Regions from separate parts of the Homo sapiens genome. Here region 2 is linked to region 1. The links are chromatin contacts, found by Hi-C or POLR2A ChIA-PET in ENCODE. All regions are on one chromosome and are shown on one strand. Each heading gives the region's core, a stretch centred on a gene start or an enhancer-like site at or near the end of the contact. The rest is flanking DNA. Distances are from core to core; before and after follow the strand shown.

Region 1 (4,816 bases), core at 982-3,481:
CATGTGGAATCTGGGAATAGAGAATTTGTCTGGTATGACCGGATTATGAGGTGGTGGAACATGAACTGAAATGTGAATTAGGGCCAGACCAGAGGGTTTTGAACACCAAGTTAAAGAACTTGGGCTTTATTCTGGAGGCACCTGGTAGGCATCAAAGATTATTGAACAGGTGAATGACAAGACTAGTCCTTTTGAAAGAAAACTCTGGCAACCATATGTAGAGTAATTTGAAAGTAGAGAGAAATGAAGTCAACAGACTCAGTCTCACCACAGCCTTAATGGAAAACCATTTAATGAATGCATGAAGATAGCAGAAGAGAAGATGCTGACGGTTGTTTGGCTGTTCAATAATTCCAAAAAGAGAAGTGGGTGCTCCCTATAAAGGCTTTAGTAAACATTTTAATGAGTAGCATATTAATTGTCTGTATTATTTTTGGTATGGTAGTGGGTCATTACTTATCTATAAATAATATTATTTGCCAAAATACACTGAGCTAAACTTTTAATCTTTTAAATATTTCAACATAATACTTGCCGAGTATTGGCCTGTTAATTTTCTTCAAATCTACTTTCTGCAAGTACCATTCAAAACCAAAATGATCGTAAGTCAGTGTAGTTACAGACTACAAGGTAATGGCATCCAAATCATATGAGATTTGCCCTGTGACATGACTATTTGTTATTCTGGGTCAAATACTTTATAAAAAGGATACAAATGGTGTGCTTTCCTGCTCTATCAGACTTAATAATGGAAAAGATTTCTAAAGGTGCTTCTCTAATTCAGTGGCTTCACCATTGATACGATCACTAAAACTCAACCCTTAGAGTAACGTTTGATTCTTTTCTACATTTATTAATAGTTACCAAGTGTAGTTGGTGGCCCATTTAAAATGTTTCTCCCCTTAATCTTTTCTGTTCCGTCGTTACTTCCACCATCTCAAAGGATTCATAAATTTTGTTTCGGGAGCATGTCAGAAAAAAGAGATAGTGAGAGATAATAAGAGTCTTGACGAGGACAGTGGCTTCTGGATAAAAGGCCTTGGCCCAAGCAACGCCAAGGCTGTCATCTGCCTGGTGACACCAAAGTTTCATTGTAAATATATAGCAAAGCAGGAATCCTCTTTGGAAGCCAAAATATCTCACAGGCAGCAAAACAGATGGAAGAGCTGTGAATAATAAAAGGTCTTACAGGACTGAATCCAGGAAAGGGAGGATGCCTGTAGGTGAGGAAAGGGTTACAGGTCCCCCACGGCTCTGTTCAGCCACACATACACGAACAGGGTATACACAAAAACGCCATCCTAACTGACAGGCAGCTGATCATTTCTGCAGCAGACATTGGTCTTAATATCTGCATCCTAATTTATTTGACATCTGCAGAACATCCAAAGACAATATTCAAGTATGGGATGGGCAATCCGGCTGCTTTCTGAGTTCATCAAATATCTCACACTCCTTTTTCAAATGTTTTCAGTTTTGCAAAACTCAAAATGCATTTTGCCAAACATGTTCTCTGTTAATGTTTATTTAGAAGGGAATTTAATCCGTATGCTGCTGGTACATTTACACTTAACTCATCGAAATGTTTTACTAGAGTCATTTGATGTCCAAGAAACCTTTTGAGTCTTTTTTATAAGCCTCTTCAAGCCCATTTTGCTTCGAAACAGGAAGTCGCCTGTTACTAACCATAAATGAATGCACTCCCCAGAGGATTTGGTTTCATTTAAGACACTGAGAGACCACAAGGTCTCAGCCTACCCTGAACTCCACAGAAAAGATTTTTTCCTGAACCTACCGAGAATGAGCCATGCACAGATGAGGTGCTGTTATTATTTTCCAAAACGAAATCCTTTATGAAGAGGCATCTTTCATACAACTCCTGGGAAAGACGGTTACCGAAACAGAGCGCTAAATCATTGGCTTTGCGAGCTGCACCTGGTCAATGTCACTGTCTCCTATGAATCCACTTACCATTCAGAGCTCGTTTGCCAGTATTAATAGAACAAATAAAATGGAATGGGAGATAAAGATACCGACATAGTGATTTCTTGCTTCAGGAAAACCTTCCTGAGTTACAGACCAATACAATGTTCCCAACCACAAGCCAGGGAGCCAAAGCTGATATAAACACAGCATCCAAGCCACAGAACATGACTTGTTTAAGGCTTAATTCTGTGAAGTAAGGCAGGAAACAAGATTTATCCTTCTGGGAAACTTTTGGCATTTGCCTCGGGCTGGGCCTGATTACTCTCTGCCGTCCTCACCATCCATTACAGCTATCTGAAGGACATCAATTTTTTGCCCAAACTAAGGCAAGAGAGAAATGTCTCCATCTGAGTCCTGTAGAAATCTTTGTGTTTGACGTGGCATTAAACAACCAAGAGCGAACTGCCCTGTTGTGTGTTGCTGCGAGGATCATCGTTGCTATCTTAGGCCTTTTGGCTGTGAAGGGGAGTGAAATTAGTTGGGCTAAAGCCATTTTACAAACATAGTAAAAATAAATTACTACACTTATTAATTGAATCTTAAACTTGTCATTATGGCAAACTCTAAATTATTCCAAGAGCCTTCACTGAGACTTGGCAAAAATATTGGGTGCTGGAGGTCAGTTTTCATGTATGAAATCCAGCTTAGGTTATAACTGCACAGGCTACAGAGTAAACGTTCAAAGGATGAATGGGCCATTGAGAAGTAAATCAGACTCCCTGAGACTCTTAAATGAGTGCTGGAAGATTTCAAGCCATCAGTGTGGTGGGCTACCAATAGAATTGAGCTGTTAATAGAAGATAATTTGGGGCTGTTTAATATCAAGTATTTTTCTTTGTCATGTGTGTGTAAGAGTTTGTTTTTCAACGTGTCTTGTGTCTTTATGTCATGTTATTTTAGTTGTTTTAACTGCATGCTGATTGGGCACCGAAAGCTGTGAGTTAGTCCTTGGCCCACATTGTAATTCCTGGGCACAAGGCTGGAGTGTTTACACTGCAGGGGGATGTTCAGACTCTGACCCAACTGGGAGACATTTCGGTTAACATTTGGCTTTACTTACTTGTCCTAAATACTACATTATTAATGGGGTATTAATATTAGATCATTTCATTGGTTCCTTTCTTTTCTCTTTCAAATCATATTTTAAAGGCCACTGTCCTTAGAATAAGGTTTAAACCTCTCTTTAATGTCACTGCCTCAGAATTTGGCATACATAAAACTTCTCAGGACACTCAAGTAAAAGAATTAAAACAACTCAAGCAAAAAAATAAGAAATAAAAGACGAGCAAATATATATCTTTTCAGTGACATTGGAAAAACGAATGAATTCATTCTTCAAATTGCTTATGTAAAAACTTTTATATCCAAATTCTGGTGTCACTGCTAATAGTTCATTAGGCCCCGGGAAGTGACCTGATTACATATAACCCTAATGTAGTGGCCAGAAGTAAATATTTTACAATTATTTTCCATTTTGGTCTTATGAATTATTTTTCAAAACAGGTCTACACAGTCTCAATTGCCTTATTAATTTACGTAAGATCATTTGTGGTTCAAAGCTACCTATATACATATTTATTGATTCAATGCCAGTCTACTCTTGCCAGAATAAGTCATGGAAACATCATGCCTAATGGTAGAAATGGTCTCAACTGGAAGACTATTTTATGAATTTACCAAGTTCATCACAACACACATAACCATGATATCTAAATGGAACAGCTTCAGAAAGCACGTGAGTGTTTTACATCATGGCATAGATGGTATATATTTTACTGCCTGGGTATGAATGGTAAGAAAATGACCCACTTCATTTTAGTGCCATTTTGTTCCCAGAGAAATCATTGTTTGCTTTGGGTGCTACTAGCAATTCAAGCTTGAATGTGTCATTTTGTCCCCATATCTTCTGCTCCTATTGTGTCTTCAGTTTTTGTTAATGGTATCAATGCTGCCATTAACTTTGATGTCTCCCAATTTGAAGGTCAATAAAAGAAATGGTTCCTGTTGCATAGAACATAGAATCCAAAGACACTTTCTAAGTGGCCCCATTCAACATTTGATTTTCTTTAGTGACTAGAATTTCTATTTTATCTCTCACTAGCATTATTAGGTAAGCAATTTATGTATGGGTACATTAATATATATTATGATTTTTATGTGCATTTAGAGATACATGTGCATAGAATGCTATACATGAGCAACTGTTTTTATGAGTGCACTCAAAACAGCAAACCAGAATTATCAACAACAAAAATAATAACGAAGTGCTATTTAGTGCTGTTTTCTTATATGTAATTCTAATCAATCCTCATTTTAAAAATCTATGATTATTTTCTGCTTTTCTTTCCCCCCTCCTCCTTTTATTTATTTATTTTGTGTGTGTGTCTTCTCATTATTATTCTACAGCTTTGCCAAATAATATGTAGAGGTTCAGTTAAGATTAGGTAGCGAAGAGTGAAGTTAGGCTTTGATGCCAGTTAGATCTGACTCAGAGCCAAGTTCTTTTCACCAAAGCCACACCTTCTTTGAGGTTGAGGGAGGAGGTGGCATCTTAACTCTACTATTTTTATGTTTTTGTCACCATTGTAGAGGGCCATTGTGGATGAATTAGCTTCTTGGTATGCATACACACATGTGGATCTTGTTTATGAATAGCTATGGGAGAAACAAAGTCAATGTTTATTTCTATGGTGGAAATATAGATTTTGCAAACATGCTTCATAATACCATCCAATTATGGCAGCTTCTGGGATAAGAGGAGCAAAGCATCTGGGACACAGTTTAAGGTGGCACTCACTCTCAGGGTCCTACAAGTGCAGGGTCCACAGCT
Region 2 (4,816 bases), core at 612-3,111, 59 kb after region 1:
TGTTCACTTCCTTTTGGCAAGCAACCCCATGGCCTTCTTGGGGAGATGTCATGTGTGCCTCCTGTAGCAGGACCAGGGCCACTTGTCTGTCCACTTCCAAAAACTCAGGCAGAAGGAGGTCCTCTGTGCTCTAGTTGCAGAATGGGGTGCCTGTCTCTAGATGTCTAAACAAACAACCCTGAGTTGAAATGTCTTTAAGAACCTGCTACTGTGAGGGCATAATCCATCATCTTCTAAAACACAGTTTAAAGTACTATGTGTGGTCTTATTCCCTTGGGTTTATTTGACCTAGAATTTAATTAAGGACTTTTGGGAGAAAACAATGATGTGAGACAACTGGAGGGTCCCAACAAGTATGTTTTACATATTCATAACTGTATAATCCACAAGTTTGTTTTTATTTATGAAAAATCTCAGTGAGAATAAACAAAGCAGAGAGCATAATAAATGGTGTCTTTATTATAAGGAAACCAGGAAGATTGCACTGGCCATTTGTTTCCTTCTAGGACGTAGGATGAGACAGTCTGCCCGTCATGCAGTTGGCAGAATGGGATCCAGTCAACCCCAGAGCCACCTTCCCATTACAATCCATAGCTGTACCACTTGTCCTCAGTTTTGAAAAAGATATTATAATCTCAACCCATCTACACACAGATACGGGCAATATCCCTAGGAATGATACCTAGGGGTACCTACATCCTATTCCTAAAAATCAGAAACCTGTGTGCTTCTTCTAAGTGGCAGCAGCCTCCATGAAATGGAGAATGCCTGGCAGCATTAGGGACCCTGATTATGAGATACGGCACCATCACTTGAGATATGTCAACAGCTTTTTTTGATTTAATGAATAGAAAAAACATTTGAAACACTAGTTATAGAGAAATAAACTTGAACTTACTTTATTTATTCATTGCCAAATCAGGAAAATGTAGTAGACGTACTTTAATGGTTCATACTTTTGTGAGTGTGAGGATTCCTTTATGGTATCAAAATACTTCAAAGCTTGTAGCCCCAATTGTGGTCATTTAACTTTTAGTGCTTTGTTTGAAATAAATTAACTTCAGATAAATTAGCATTTTGTTTTATCTCAATAGCATCTGCATTCATTTTAAGGCACTCATTTGTATGTGGAAAATGTAATTTATTCAGACTACAGATAATATTTGGTTGCTTTGAGAATGAACAGATTATTTGTGTTAATTCTGCAGTTCCCAGAGACCACTGGGAATCATGAAGACCTGACTTTCACTCTGGATTTCACCCAAGCGCAACTAAGTTTCTCACGATATGTTATGAAGACTGGAGAAATCAAGGCTGACGTTGACATGATGGGTGCATATTAGGTAGACCAACTACTTCCAAAAGTGCTGATGATTGCTGGGGAAGAGAGAATGGGATCTCTGATGAGGAGCTATGAGATCTACCCTTTGGTCTCTCCTCTTCCATTCTTGTTCTGCCACTGACTCAGTGCATGGCCTGGGAAATGTCATTTTTGCTCTCTTAGCCTTGGGTTCTTCATATGAGACAGGGCAGGTGGGATGTAAAATAGAACAGCAGTTCTAAATCTTTTGATTTATAAATCTTGAACTTTTTACAAATGCTTTGAGTCATTTTTCTGGAACATACTTATATACACAAAATTGACCTACCATTCTGGGGACTCATAGATCTTCTGAAGCCACGATCAGAAACCCTTGAGGTGATGAACATTTAAATGCTCCCCAGCAAGGAAAGGGCAGTGTTAGGGAGTCAAGGACATGACTATGGAGCTGTGGTGATTTCACTTTTATTTCAAGCAGCTCTTTTGCAGAAAGTAATGGGAGTCAGTCCCTGGGAGACATCTGGAAAGCATGTCGCCTGACCTCCAGCTGGGTTTGGTTTCAGTCTGTTCCAACTGGTGACCCTGCAGTGCTCTTTCTCTTTCCCAACCCAGACATTCTCTGTCTCCCTGTCTGAGCTGGGCCCTTCCCGGCCTTTCAGGAATGGTGTGCCAAAGACAAGGCAATTCCACTCTGAGAAGGGTCTTACAGCACTGCCTTGCATCACAAGGGCTCCTTCAGTGGACTCTAAGTTCATTCCCTCCCTCGCCACTGAATTTGATTCCCTTTCCAAAGCCCTCTTCATACTTTATGGAAAGGATTCTTTTTACAGGCACCAACCAAACACAGTGTGTTGACCATTCAGGAGTGGAGTCAAGTCAGGGACAGAAAGTATAGCTATGCATACCGGCATCTTCTGGCTTCCAAGCCAGCTGCAGAACTACATGATCAGTATCGCGTGAGGGAGAAATGTGGGGGTTGAGTAGGATGCCCTTTCTCATCTCTGGTCTCACTCATTTGGGTTTATGCCAAGTCCCCTTGTCATAGAATGTCAGCAGCATTTCTTAGACTCTCTTTTGGCCATTCTTTTATCATCTATAGCTGTGCTGTCCAGTGCAGCAGCCACTAGTCACATGTGACTATTTAAATTTATTAAAATTAAAACTTTAGCTCCTCAGTTGCACTAGCCACACTTCAAGTGCTCAATAGTCACATAGGGCTAGTGGCTCTTGGACCAGAGAGCATACATCTAGAACATTCACATCTTCACAGAAAGTTGTATCAGACACCAAAGACATATATGCCTTCAGTAAATAAACACTCCCTGCCAGCACCTGACTGAGATTCAAAAGTGTAAAAATGATTGAGATGAGATTCTGCCCTCAAGAGGCTCATGGGTTGTGGAGGAGGCAGACATGAAATTATACCATCATAAAACTCTGAGCTTCCAAGGGAGACAGGAATTAGGTATTCCAGGCAGAGATAACAGTAGGTACAAAGGTACAGAAGAATAAAAATATGACATGTTCAGAGAAAGGGACATTGCTGCCTGTTCACATGTAGAGTATATGTGTCTCATGAGTAAAGAGGTGGTGAGAGTGATGACTGACCAAGGTGGGAAAGTACACAAGGATCAGGTTTGATGAAATCTTGTCTGCCATGTCCATTTGGTAGTTGTTTTATAAAGGATAATTTACCAGAACTTCATCTGTAACTAGTTTTGATTTCCTAGAATTTGGTTCCTTGAAATTAAATACCCTTTTGCCCCATCTCTGTCAGGATCTTATGACAAAGTCTTTTAAAGAATTTCAAATCCTGAGCTCCTGTCCTCTCTGTGGCACATCTTCTTCTTCTTCCAGGCACTGCCCTCAGGTTCACATCTCTCACTGCCACATCGTATGGTCGCTGGAAGATGTAAGAATGTATGGATGTTTGTGTTTAGCTAAGCAAAGATGTCCCTTAAACTGACAATAAGGTTGACGACCACAAGCAAAATGAAAAAGGGCAATGCTTCCAAAGAATTAGTTAGCTAGCTGTGACAACAAGACCAAGGAAAACTGGTGGAAGGACAAGTGGAAAAGACACTTGCAGAATGCTCTTCAGGAGGCATTCCTGCAGCTCACTGTGGCAAACACATGCACTCTTCTTTCAAACTACATAAATCCTCACAGCTGAGGTTGAGGTTCATTTCTGCCTGTCCTAAATGTATCTTGATAACCAGTAAAGATGCATACCATAAAACTATTCAAGAAATATTAATTGAGCATTTACTAAGTGTCAGACTCTTGCTGCCTTCAATGAAGACCAACTTCATGGGTCTGCGATGACCATGGGTCATGATCCTGACCTCTGGGATATTCATGATAGATTTCAACACCCTTCCAGTGCTATCTTCTGCAGTCTCAACATAGCCCTGCTAGGTAGATAAGACCAAGTTTTTATCCCCATTTTTACAGATTGCAAAATTAAAGTCCAGGGACACAAAGTCATGTCCCAATATTGCATTGAACAAGGGAGCTAGAGTCAGCTCCAGTATTTCCAATATAGGCTCTTAGAGGTTTCCTCGGAAGGCAAGTTAAATAATTACAGAAAACTCCCCTAAAATTACTTTTTCCTAGTATGTTGGGAAAAAACATCAAATATGAGGCAAAAAAATACTAGGAGATTCTTGATGATTGCATTTGCTTAAAAACAGATACAATACTCTCAGTAGTTCAAAGCCCCAAATACTTGTAATGATCAACAAAAGCTGAAAGCTGATTTCTTTTGAAAATCATCAAGATTAAAGTGGTCAGGTGGCCACAAACATTCGTAGCCTTCCTGTTACACTAAAGAAAAGAAAGAACTTGATGAGTTTAAATGCTTTTTTGAAAGGATTCATTTTATTTTAATGAAAAGAAATACACATCTCTCTTTTCTCATTTCAGTGGATCAGAAGAGTTTGTGGCAAAAATCATACTGGCCAACACTGAGCCAATGCTGCAAGAGCAAACGCTAAATAAAGAAATCTGTTTTAAGCCTTTATTGAATTGTAACTGCACACTTGCAAATAAATCCCAGTGCATGTTGTTTTAATTAATGTAAATAATAAGATAACAGTGGTTATGGAGGTCTAACCAACCATACAGTTAAGCATTCATTTGTTTTCAATTATAGTTAAAATATATTCAACTGAATACAGCTTAAGTGGTAATTACATTCTTTACAAGTTCCTAATAATCCCTGGCATGGCCACTCTAATAAAAATTTGCCTCTAATGGGTACATGTCCTGCTTGCTCACATGTCAAGGCCAGTGGAGTCATTAGGAACAACAGCCGTCCAAGTGTCTGTCTGGAGATTTAGACTTCTGTCCAAAGCCCACACATGAACCACTCACTGTGTACTTAATATGGGAAGCAGCATGGTCATTTGATTGTGGTTTTATGCTCTTTCCCAGGAATGCTTCTCAGGGGGGCAATTCTGCTATTGGAGAGTGGCTATTTGTCATTTCCTATCA

The links. Hi-C counts contacts between places; a loop is a spot of excess contacts on that map. ChIA-PET counts read pairs that join two places held with the same protein, here RNA polymerase II (POLR2A). Pooled maps may share reads with other maps.
Region 2: a pooled map shows a loop between it and region 1 (2.3-fold over the local background). The contact joins two enhancer-like sites. A Hi-C loop is called at or near these places in 1 of 168 maps with a recorded cell type or tissue (posterior vena cava), 2 of 37 single-sample maps with no recorded cell type and 5 of 50 pooled maps. POLR2A ChIA-PET finds 5 or more read pairs at or near these places in 2 of 52 experiments (HepG2 and activated CD4-positive, alpha-beta T cell).

Annotation. Positions count from the first base shown.
Region 1 is chr2:18,974,645-18,979,460 of GRCh38, forward strand. The region is part of intron 5 of LOC105373456 (a long non-coding RNA gene); the gene reads left to right. Among named protein-coding and RNA genes, the nearest start is that of LINC01376, 50 kb to the right of the region's middle. Within about 2 kb of position 2,232, at least 6 of the 41 ENCODE cell types and tissues checked have a DNase peak (open chromatin) inside an H3K27ac peak, as active enhancers do.
Region 2 is chr2:19,033,535-19,038,350 of GRCh38, forward strand. All of the region lies in intron 5 of LOC105373456 (a long non-coding RNA gene), which reads left to right. Among named protein-coding and RNA genes, the nearest start is that of LINC01376, 9.0 kb to the left of the region's middle. Within about 2 kb of position 1,862, at least 3 of the 41 ENCODE cell types and tissues checked have a DNase peak (open chromatin) inside an H3K27ac peak, as active enhancers do.